Linked DNA regions of Homo sapiens: region 1 is linked to region 2. A link is a contact called in ENCODE Hi-C or POLR2A ChIA-PET data. All regions are on one chromosome and are shown on one strand. The core of a region is the stretch at or near the end of the contact, and the rest is flanking DNA. Distances in the headings are between cores, read along the strand shown.

Region 1 (6,029 bases), core at 93-2,592, 200 kb before region 2:
GGAGGGTTCTGTTCATAAGGGACCAGGAGGACCAGGAGTCCAATCTCTGGCCTGGGACAGAGAGCAAGGAGGGGATGCAGCTAGGGTAGGCACCAATGAGCTCAGGGGGCTGAGAAAGGTGACTTTGGAACACCTATTCATAAGCCCATCCTGTGCTTCTCTTCTGTTTCTTTTTGTTCATACCCCTCTCCCAATCTTTTTTTTTTTTTTTTTTCTGACACAGGGTCTTTCTCTGTTGCCCAGGCTGCAGTACAGTGGTGTAACCATGGCTCACTGCCAGCCTGGACCTCTTGGGTTCAAGTGATCCTCCTGCCTCAGCCTTCTGTGTAACTGGGACTACAGGCATGTGTAACCACGCCTGGCTAATTTTTAAATTTTTTGTAGAGAGGGGGTCTCAGGGCCTTGCTATGCTGCCAGGCTGGTCTTGAACTTCTGGGCTCAAGCAATTCTGCCTCAGCCTCCCGAAGTGCTGGAATTACAAATGTAAGCCATTGCACCAGGCCCTTCTTTTTCCTTGACATCTATGATGCTCAAGGCTGAGTGCTGTTTAGCCAGCAGGACCATTTTAGCTTAGGTTGTTAGCCCCTCCTTCAACATGGCTTTGAGTTATAATGTTTACCAGTGTTATCTTAAATACATTTTATATTAAATTGCTTTCTTTTAGAGAACAAACAGGGTATCACTTAGAAATAACAAACACTAAAGAATTTGCTAGTTGCCCAGCTCTCCCCCCTTCTTGGCTCACTGCCCAGCTCCTCTCTTGAGCCTATGAATTACGCTCCCCACTGACGGTGAGTTCCTCAGGGAAGGTGGAGGCCATGTTCACTCATCTCTGTGTCTCAGAGTGCTTGAAACAGTGTCTTGCATATGGCAGGGCCTCAGAAAATGCTTGTTAAATATATAAAAGCAAATGAATAATAGCTTGTTGTAACAGAAATCCAGAAAGCGGAGCTAAGTCCAATGTGCCTTCACCCACCTGTAATCCAAATCCATTCTCTGATAACAATGGCTGTGAACCCCCTCTTAAGCTATATGGAGAGTCAGTGAAGAACATAAACGATCTAGGTTACCTACATCACCTCCCCTTCCCCTCTCTTGGTGGAATTTCTTCCCTTCCTTCTTAGGGTTAACAAGGCTAATTTGGAAGATACATTCCATGCAAGACTCAATAAGTTATTTATAATTTCCACAGTAAAACAGGGCAAGTAGCTCTAAGTAGACAATAACCCCAGCCAGTCGTGGCAAGAGATGAGTGAAATGAGGCCTGGTTTGAATGTGTGTGTGTTGAGGGGCGGGAGGGTTGGCTCTGAGCCCTGCTCCTCAGTGTCCTGGCTCACTGTGGGAAAGAGGCATGTAGGCACAGTCCAGAGTTAATGACAGTCCGCTCAGTGGCCCTTCCCACCCCCTTGTCCTGCCCTGGGCTTTTGATTATGATCTGCAGTTGGATTTCAACTGGAACAAACCCCTAGCATGAGCAGCCTAAAGCCTTTCACCCATGTCTAAGCCGCTCGCATTTCTCCCATCTGATCCTCACGTTTGCTTTGTGTGCCTGGTATGGCATTAATGTCTGAGGGATGAGTCGTCACAGGGACTCACTCCTCTTTAAAAATGGAACTTGGAGTAATTCGAACAAGAGGTATGGGGTAATAAATGCCTGTGCTGGGCCAAGCATTGGGGCTTGGCACTGGGTATGCCGAGATGAGTTAGTCCACCCCCTGCCCTGCGTGTGTCCATGGCCAACTCACACGCTGTGACCGAGTGACAAATGCTGATGTGGGTGGAGAGGCTTCCCTGAGGAGGTGGCATAGGGCAGCATTCTGAAGGTTGTTGTGGATTCTGCCCAGAGGAGCAGGAAAGGAGGACCCTGTAGGGAAGGTGCATGTCGAGATTGGCGAGGTATAAGCAGTTTTCCAGGAAATGGTGACCTACTGAGGACTACTGTTCAGCCAGAGACGCCCGGTAGTGACCCATCCACTGGCACTGCTGCTCAGCATGGTCTGGGGCCTGATTATACCAGAATCCTCTGGAGTGCTTGTTAGAAAAGTAGATTCTAGGTGTTGAGACCCTCTGCCACAGGCTTACACCTATTCCCAGCCTCATCCCTGCTTGGCCAGGGACTAAGTGACATACTGGGGCTGTGGACCTGAGAAATGCCATTGGCTGTACAGAGCAGGACTCATTGTCATCACGTCCTCCCCAAACTGCATGAGTAAAACTCAAAGGAAATGTATATCACGGTCACAAGTGCTCAGGACGTGACTCTGGGACTGTTGCCTTAGCCCACTGGTCTTGGCACAGTGAGAAACTGAAGTCCTCTCAATCAGCCTGATGATCTGAAAGTTTGTGATTAGCAAGGTACAGATCAGTTATTCCCAGCCTCCTTCTTGGGAAATTTGACAAGTTAATCTAGAATATCTAGATCTGTGCTGTCTAACATGGCAGCCACTAGTTTACATGAGGCTATTTAAATAGAACATTGTCGTCATCACAGAAAGTTCTACTGAATAGTGCTCAAGAGAAAATAAATTCTATGCTTAAAAGTGTGACTCAGGAATTTGACATTGGTTCTCCTGTGTGTGCTGAAGAGATGGGACAAATGTCAGCCCCAAACGACAAAGCTCAAGGTTTGTGTGTCAAATACCTAGACAGCCAGTCCATCTGGTTAGTCAGTTTGGTGGAGGAAAAGAAATTAAACTGGTTAGTAAACATCGTCTGTAGCAGTGATGACATTGCTAGCTTCTTATATAATTTCCTTTTCAACTATTCAGTCATTTTACAAACATTTGTGGGGTACCTGTTATGTCTCGGCACCATGTCTAGACGCTGGGGATACAACAGTGACAAGACAGATGTTGCTCTTAGCCCTGTGGAGCTCACAGTCCTGTGTGGCCGAGTGTTAGTCTCTCAGCTGAAACACTGAGCATTTCCAGAGCGGCTTAACATTTCTCTCCCAGGACGTGTTTCAACTAACTGCCTGTGGCTGTCAATAAAAAGATACAGCCAAGTTCTAAAGATCCCAAATTGGGTTTCGTAGTGAGCAATTCACAACTGTACCCCGAAATGTCCTAGGCTTTCTCTATGAGCCTCTGCAACCCAGACCAAGCCGGAGCCATCTGGACACGTTTAGATGAATGGAGGTGAGGGAGGAGTCCTGGCAGCAGCTTGGGAGGCCGCCCAGAGGGAACTCCTGGAGGCAGCTGGAGTAAACAAGTGCCGAGTGGCTGGTGAAATGGTTTGGCTGTAGAGGCTGATACACCCAGGCTCAAAGCTTTGAAGAGAGTAATAACAAATGGCTTTGATTTAATTACACACCACAGACTTTCTAACGGACTTTTGAGGAAGGCAGCACTTCTGAGATCCAAGTCTGGCAAGAATTTGCCATAGGTGATTTTTCAGGTTATTTTACTTTGTGAGACTCAGGAAATAAACAAGGCCTTTGAAATCAATGTGTGTGTGTGTGTATGTGTGTGTGTGTGTGTGTCTGCAACTTAATTTTCTAATTTCAAAATAACAGAATAACAAAGTTTGTGCCTGATCATAATGTATGTCTCAAATCATAGCTAAAAGCCTTTTTGAGTGCCACTCATTTATTCTCAGAAAAATGTATATAGAAGCATGTTGCAAAGTGTGTTATGAGAAACACAGAGAGTCCTGGGTGGTGGGCTCTTTCAGTTCATATTTAGGAAACCATTTAAAGGACAGAGTAGCAAGGAATGTAATTGCTTATGTTGAGAGTGAGCCATTGTTTCCAAAATTGTCAATACAAATTACTCTTAAGGAACATTTCTCGGGGACTTACTATGTGTTTAGCACTGACCTGGCTGCAAGGGAGATACAAAAGACAATAATAAAAACTTGGCTTGGTCTCTACAGCTTCAGATTCTCAGAGAGAGAGGCACAAGTCAGGCCAAGTGAGTGGGAGAGAATTACCTTTATGGAGGGGATCTGGGAAGTCTTCTAGAAGGAGGGGGCCATGGAACTGTTCAGGCCCAGCGGCTTCACCTTGCACGCTGGAAATTGCCCTTAACTTACTGTCAATAATAATTATGAGAATCTCCATTGAACTTATAAAATATCGAACATGTTTGTGCAACTTTAAGAATTCAGTTGGGGCAGGTAGATATTTATTTTACGACAAAACTCAAAATTGCATTTGTTTTCATAATGAATTTGAAAAGTCCTTTTTAGGGTGAAATCTTTATCAAAAAAGTATATGACACAGGCCTGCCCTTGGGAAGCAGATGTAATAGTGACTCTGTATGCTATAGAGCCAGAGGTCTTTGAAGACTGGCTTCACTCCAGTGAGATATTAGGCAAGTTCCTGAACCTATGTGAGGCTCAGCGTACTCATCTAGAAAATAGTAGTCAGAATACCTATACTATGAAATCAGTTTATGGTGACTCTTTAATGAGATACTTTGATGAATTTCATAGTATACTGTTGGGCATGTGGTAAGTGCTCGGTTAATGTTGGCTCAGATAAGCCTGACTTCCTGATATCTCAGTCTTATCCCATCTTAACTAGCCTACCTATCATGTGGTCACTTACAACCTGGCACCAATCATGGTAAAGCAGTGTTTTTGGTAGGCAATAATTGAGACAAAAGGATTCTCCTGGAGTTGGTTTAGGTAAAAGTCTAGAGAGGGCTGGTTTAAGTAAAACTCTGCATGAGGAAAGATCTTGTCAAAAACATCCTCCAGGCAGCTCCATTCCATGTGACAAGGCTGGGTTCCTGTCTTTCCTATCCACTCCCAAGCTGTGCTTATCTCAATTAAGCCCTTGCCACACCGTGTTCAAATGGCCTAGCCTATTTACAGGTTGGTCTCCACTACTTGCTATGAGCTCCTTAATAATTGGAACCACAGCAGAGCCCAGTGCCTGGGAGGAAGCTGGCACTCAATAATACTTTGTGAATGGATAGATGGACAGATAGATGGGTTTCAAATCTGAACCAAAGCCCTGCGGCCAGACATCATGATCTGGATTCTCTTTCAGTTCACTTAAGTGACAGGTAGGAGGCAAACAAAGAATATTTATTCAGTATGTTACAAATTACTATTCCGGAAGAGTTAGTAGCATTTCCTTAAGTGGGGAAGCTTGTAAAACCCAGGAAATTCTAAGGCTCTGTGTTAGCTTCTTTCTGTCCAGCTTATTGCTCTGGCCCATGGAAATTCTATATTTGGGTGACCTAGAGAAATTATGATGTTCTCTGTGCTTGAGGAGGACAAGTCATCCTATCTGCCTCTCCCCCATTGTTTGTTAGACCTGAACAGGCAGGAAAGTAAGATGTTTGGGAAAGGGTAGCTCAGGTTGGGCGTTGAGTCGGAGCAGAAAAAAGAATTTCCAGGGTTGGAGAAAGTCATTAATTGATGATCCTTTAGACCAAGAAATGCCTTCGTGACCATATGTTTATGTCAGCCCATGTCAACACTTCCTGCTCTCTCTGCTTCAGGATGAACTCATCAATGGCTGGTTACTCACTAATTCACACTGTATGGTAACCCGTTACCATCATTCACTTATTCATTCACTTATTCAACAAATACAGGGGAATCTCTATGTGTAGTGTAGTAGCACAAAAGGTACCATATTAAAGGTTAAGAGCTCCCCTACTTTAAAACTGTCCTCAAGGAGCTTATAATCCAGTAATGCAGATTAGTAGATATACATGATAAGTATAATAAAAGGTAGCAAATGAAAAGTTACGAAGAGTCACAGAACCATGGGAGACCAAGAGAATTAGATATCATTGCCACTGGAAGACCCTTATCAGTGGGGTTGAGAGGCTTTGGGAGTAAATGTTTTCAAATCCTAGAATGATCATTTACTAACTGGATGACTGTGGGCCTCGGTTTCCTGACTTGTTGGATTTTTGTGAGTGTTAAATGAAAAAAGTGTACATGGAACTCTTAGCACAGAGCCCCACACATAGGTGGCTAGTGCTTCCCAGCTCAACTCCGCAGGCCAGTGCACCTGCAGAGCTTTTAAAAATCACCTGTGTCTCAGTGGCAGTCAGGGTTACTTGGTT
Region 2 (6,052 bases), core at 366-2,865:
ACTGGCATTATTTCCATTTTTGCTGTTGCAAACAATGCTGCAATCATAGTCTTGTTCATGTTTCCTGGGGCACCTGTGCAAGTTCTCTAGGAAAGATACTTTGGTGTAGAATTCCTATATCACAGGACATTCACGTCTTCAACAATACCAAGGAATGCCAAATGGTTTTCCCACATGCTTAAGGCAATTTATACTCCAGCCAGCAGTGTAGGAATATTTTTTTTGTTCCACATTCTCCAAATACTTAGTATTGTAAGATTTGTTAGTTTTTGAAAATATAGAAGATATAAGTGCTACCCAATTGTGATATTACTTATGTAGTTGAACATCTTTTCACATTTATTAACCAGTCCTATTTCTTCTCTGCGAAAGGCTTGTTCATATGTTTGGCCCATGTTTCTTTTTCTTATTAATTCACAGAGTTTTGTTCTATAATAGATATTAATTATTTATTAGTTAATATGTTGCAACTATTTTCTAACAATTTGGGGCTTATCTCTTTTCTTTATGGTGTCTTTTGAAAGAAAGAAGTTTTTGATTATGATGCAGTCAAATTTATAATCTAATTTTATAAGGATTTCCTCATATGAATATTGTTTAAGGCATTCTTTCCCACTCCCAAAATTAAAAGCTATTTTCTATATTTTTCATTAAACATTTTGTAGTTTTCCTTTTTCAGTGGAATCCTTACACTTATTTAGAATGTGTGTCTGTGGCAGGGATCCAGTTTTTCCCCCACATAGACGAGCAGTTGTCTTAATGTCATCTGTTAAATGGTTAGTCTTTTCCCAGCTTATCGTCAATGCCAGCTCTTCCTGTAATGGCTTTCATCAGTTATGTATGCGTCTGTCTTTGGGCTCTATTCTGTTCCATTGGGCTTTCTTCCTATCTCTGCACTCAAACCACACTTTTAATTATGATAGCTTGAAATAAGACTTGATTTGGTAGAGCAAGTCTTCCTATCTAACATTTTTCTCTGGGAGTATATTGTGTACTGCATTTTGATCATCCATATAAACTTTAAAAATAGTCAAATTCTTCACAATCTTACTTCAGAATTTTATTAGAATTATATTGAACCTGTGGATTGATTTGGGGAAAATTAATAACTTTTACAATGGTCAGTCTTCCTGTCTGTGACCATGATATGTCTGTATTTATTTAGGTTGTCTTTAATATCTTTCAGTAAATTTTTATACCTCTCTCCATAAAAATCTTGCATATGTTTTTTAAAATCTATTCCTAGGGGCCAGCCTTTTTGAGGGGGAGTGATATTACAAATTCTTTTTTGACTAGGAGGTAGGAAATCCTTCCCTACTCCAAATATTCTCTTCCACGTGGAGGGAGCTTCACCCCTGAAACAATCCTGGTTGTCTCTGCCCCTCACTCACTCTGGCCCTGGGGGAGAAGAAGCAACATAATCTGATTAATGATTTGAAGGGATAAACTTGGCTTTCATGCCCAGGCATTTCCTCTTTCCTTCCTCTTAGGAGCTGCTCTGTCTATGAGAATATGTGGTCTTGATTACTCTAAGCCATGCAGAAAACCTAACAGAAACAACCCCTCCTTTACAGGAGATGCAGAAACACCAGCATCTGGTGTTCATATGCTGCTGGTGACTCACTGGATAAGGCTGTCTGGTTCTGGAATTCAGGATTATGAATCTCTCTTTTGCATAAATATTAGCGACATTCTCCAAAATCAATGTTTTTGGTAATAAAAGTATTTCAGCCTCTATCTACCTGTTCTTTTTTTTTCAGTTTTATTTAGGTAAGATTGATAAATAAAAATTCTATATATTTATGGTATAAAATGTGACATTTTAGTATATGTATACATTGTCAAATGATTACTACAATCAAGCTAATTAACATATCCATCACATCACGTGGTTACCATTGTGTGTGTGTCTGTGTGTGTATGTGTGAGTGGTAAGAACACTTAAGATGTATTCTTTTAGCAAATTTCATGTACATGACACATTATTAGTAACTATACTCACCACGTTTCCTGCATTAGGTCTCCAGTACTTATTTAACTTATAACTGAAGGTTTGTATCCTTTAATGAATACCTCCTCTTTTCCCCCACCCTACAGCTCCTGGTAACCACCATTCTACTCTCTGTCACTATGAGCTCAAATTATTTTTAGTTTCCACATGTTAAGTGAGGTCATGCAGTATTTGTCTTTCTGTGTCTGGCTTATTTCACTTAGCATAATGTCCTCAAGCTTCATCCATGTTGTTACAAACAGTACAATATCTTTTTTTTTTTTTTTTTTTTTTTGAGACAGAGTCTTGCTCTGTCTTCAGGCTGGAGTACAGTGGCACGATCTCAGCTCAGTGCAACCTCCACCTCCCAGGTTCAAATGATTCTCCTGCCTCAGCCTCCTGAGTAGCTGGGACTACAGGCACGTGCCACCGCACCTGGCTAATTTTTGTATTTTTAGTAGAGACAGGGTTTCACCATGTTGGCCAGGATGGTCTTGATCTCTTGACCTCTTGGCCGAGGGTGATCCACCCGCCTCGGCCTCCCAAAATGCTGGGATTACAGGCGTGAGCCACCACGCCCAGCCAACAATATATTTTTTTCAAGGCTGAAGTGTGTGTGTGTGTGTGTGTGTGTGTGTGTGATTTTCTTTATCCAGTCATCTATTGATGGACACTTAGGTTGTTTCCATATGTTGGCTGTTGTGAATAATGCTGCAAAGAACATGAAAGGGCAGATATATCTTCAAGATACTGATTTATTTCCTTTGGATAGATACCCAGAAGTGGGATTGCTGGATTATAAGGTAGTTCTATATTTAATTTTTCGAGGAATGTTACTGTTCTCATAATGGCTGTATCAATTTACATTCTCACTAACGGTATACAAGGGTTCACTTTTTTCCACATTCTCACCAACACATACTATCTTTTGACTTTTAACAATAGCCATCCTAACAGGTGTGACATGATATCTCACTGTGGCTTACATTTGGTTTCCCAGATAATTAGTGATATTGAGTTTATATACCTGTTGGCCATTTGTATGTTTTCTTTAAAAAAAAGTCTATTCAAGTCCTTTGTCCATTTTTAATCGGGTTATTTGTTTAGTTTTTCTGTATCTCTATGTTTTGTCTGGTTCAGAACTCAGGCTGGGAAAATAGATGCTATTAATTGGAATCCCTCAAACTCAATATAAATGTAAAATACTGCCATTATATAGACACACCATAGACTTTTCTATTTATATATAGACATTTGTATTTATACATTGATATCTGACAAACATGAATCTCTAAATTTTAGTTATTTATTTGCAGATTATTTTAGTTTTTTGTATTGAAAACCATATCTATAAACTACATTTTTATTTTTTTCATTTTTTTCCTATTCAAATCTTATAAATTTCATTTATAATTCTTGTTTTATTTGCTAGGTATATCATCTAGAAGAATGTTAAATAGAAGTGTGATAGTAGGCATTCTTATAAGACTTGCTTAGAAAACAGTCTGGGCATGGTGTTTTCTCTTTAGGAAGCTCTTTCAATACTTAATTCCTTAAAATGTTCATACAAACATTCATATTTTCTAATTTTTCTTGGATTAAGTTTGAAAACATTTTATAATGTTGAGTCCAGGAATTTTTCCCTTTCACCTATGTTTTCCAATTTTATTGGTATAAAGTTTTTCATTATACCCTCTTGTCTTTTAAATATTTCCTGTTTCTATAGATATGTTATGATCTATATATGACATACCTCCTTCTTTTCTTCATCAATCTTATAATTGATTTTATAATTTTTATCAGTGTCTCCACTCGGGCTTCATTGATCTTTTATCTTAGTTTTTTAATGCATTAATTTCTGTTCCTATCTTCTTGATTTCCCTTATTCTACTTTATTTGACTTGGTTTTGTTTTTTTCTAACTTAATTTACTAATTATGACCTAACTTCTCTTCTAATGTAAACATTTGAGACTATAAATTTTCCTCTGGGTACAGCTTTAACCATACTTCAAAAGTTGCTATTTTATTGTTATTACTTTTTAAAAATGTTTAGCCATTTTACTATAAAATGAAAAACATATACATAAAACGGCATAAACAAATGTATAGACTAGTGAAATATTTTAGTCAACATTCCTGAACCATCACTATGGTAGAAAAAGAAAATAGAATTTTGCCAGCCACCCAGGAGCCCTCCATTTGTCTTGGCCCAATCTCAACCCCCTATTCCTACAAAAGTAACCATATCCTGATTTTTACGGTAATCACATAAGAATGTTTTTTAATGGCTTTTTCTCTCACCTAAGTATGCATCATTAGATACTATAGCATTCTGTCATGTCCATTTAAAAAATATTGTTAGTTAGGTCTTTAACATTTCTTTTACTCTACAGTTTTTCATCCATTTCTTTCTTTTTTCTTTTAATTTAGCTGTTGAAACCCAAGACTTTTGACTCCCAGAGTTTCCTACAGTCTGGATTTTGCTTATGGCATGCCCATAGTGGAGTTCAACACATTCCTCTGTTCCCTGGATTTTTTAAAAAATGGCAGCTGCATCTAGAGGCTCAATCAGATTTAGGCTTGATCTCTTTCACAATACTACAGGTGGTGTAACGTTTATTCATCAGGAGGCATACAATGCCTGGTTGTCTCTCTTCTTGTGATATTGTTGCTTATTGTCCAGATCCAATAATTAATTAGCAGTTGGATTATGGTGATATTTCTAATTTTATAATTTTGTTTTTATTTGTTAGCTGGGAGAACTTTATAAAGAAATTCTTCCCTCATTTTGCTACTTTGTTACTCAATAATTCAGTTCATTTAGGAAGGCAGAATAAATGCTTATTATTTCCTCTTACTAATTTTAAGATAACAAATTGATTTTCTATCATCACCCAATTAGTTCTTAAAATATCATTATAAACACAAGAATGTAAATATATTTCAATTTTCTTATTCTTATTGATTCTTTATCCCTTCTTTGGCCAAAAGGAGTCTCTTCAAGTTGGTTCCTTAGTCCTTTCGTTATGATTTTAATAGTCTTTGTTACTTTCTTTGCTATTTTGCATGACAAAATATTCTAGTCTAATCTAATACATTCCTTTGCCAAATGTTGAATCAGTCATTTCTCCAAAAAGCCCTGGTATCTTTTCGAAGGAAATGATAATTCAATATTACATTCTAGGTTCTAGCAATGTTCATTGATACTGGCCTAGTCTTTCTCTAGGCCTTTCAGTAGATATACATATATAAAAATTGTTTTTATCCTCAAGGACATGAAGGGTAATAGAATTAAAATATCCATTACTATTCATTTGCTTTAATCCACATTTCACACATATCTGTCTGAGCATAATACTACTACTGCCACCACCAATCATGATTGTAAAATATATTTGCATATGCTATTCCTATTCTAGCCCAATTTTTATGCTAATAGTAAGCATACATTGTCAAATGTATGCCATTACATATTGTGTAGCCACAGAGATGAGTTGCCAAATTCTCCTTCACAGAGGGACTTTCTGCCCAGTTTCAAGAAGTTGGAGCAGTAGAGAGCCTACACTTGGAAGCTACTTCAGAGTCTACAAAAAGATACTTTCCTGAGATACTTTCCTGAGATACTGCAAAGAGATACTTTCCTGAGATTATGCTCTTCTTATTGCAGTCTTCATCTAGTGATTAAGAGAGGAGGGGGTATAAAGACCTGGCCTTTTTGGGCTAATGGCAGACACTCTGATAGTCAATACTTGCTCCAGACTTCTTGCCAAGTTGGCTAAGACTTTGTTGGGTTTGTGTGATAACCCAACAATCCTGCTTTCTCTCCCTTTCCTTCATAGGTGTTGATTCCCTAATAAACATCTTAAGCCCCAAATTCCGTCTCAATGTCTGCATCTAAAGAATCCAAACTACAACAGTTAGTACCAGAAATGGTGTGAGAAAACAGGCAATAAAATGATATTTTGAAGCTGGATTACTCAATGCTTATCTGGCAATGAGAACCCCATCATTGATGATAAGACAGTGTACCAATGGCCTCTGGCATGAGGTGGTGGTCCAGT

What was found. Hi-C counts contacts between places; a loop is a spot of excess contacts on that map. ChIA-PET counts read pairs that join two places held with the same protein, here RNA polymerase II (POLR2A).
Region 1: a loop to region 2 is called in a map of cardiac septum, with 2.3 times the contacts of the local background. The contact joins two enhancer-like sites. A Hi-C loop is called at or near these places in 3 of 168 maps with a recorded cell type or tissue (Right ventricle myocardium superior, cardiac septum and heart left ventricle). POLR2A ChIA-PET finds 5 or more read pairs at or near these places in 1 of 52 experiments (activated CD8-positive, alpha-beta T cell).

What each region holds. Positions count from the first base shown.
Region 1 is chr1:115,452,184-115,458,212 of GRCh38, reverse strand. No RefSeq gene overlaps it. Among named protein-coding and RNA genes, the nearest start is that of NGF, 120 kb to the right of the region's middle. Within about 2 kb of position 1,342, at least 6 of the 41 ENCODE cell types and tissues checked have a DNase peak (open chromatin) inside an H3K27ac peak, as active enhancers do.
Region 2 is chr1:115,247,539-115,253,590 of GRCh38, reverse strand. No RefSeq gene overlaps it. Among named protein-coding and RNA genes, the nearest start is that of NGF-AS1, 32 kb to the left of the region's middle. Within about 2 kb of position 1,615, at least 2 of the 41 ENCODE cell types and tissues checked have a DNase peak (open chromatin) inside an H3K27ac peak, as active enhancers do.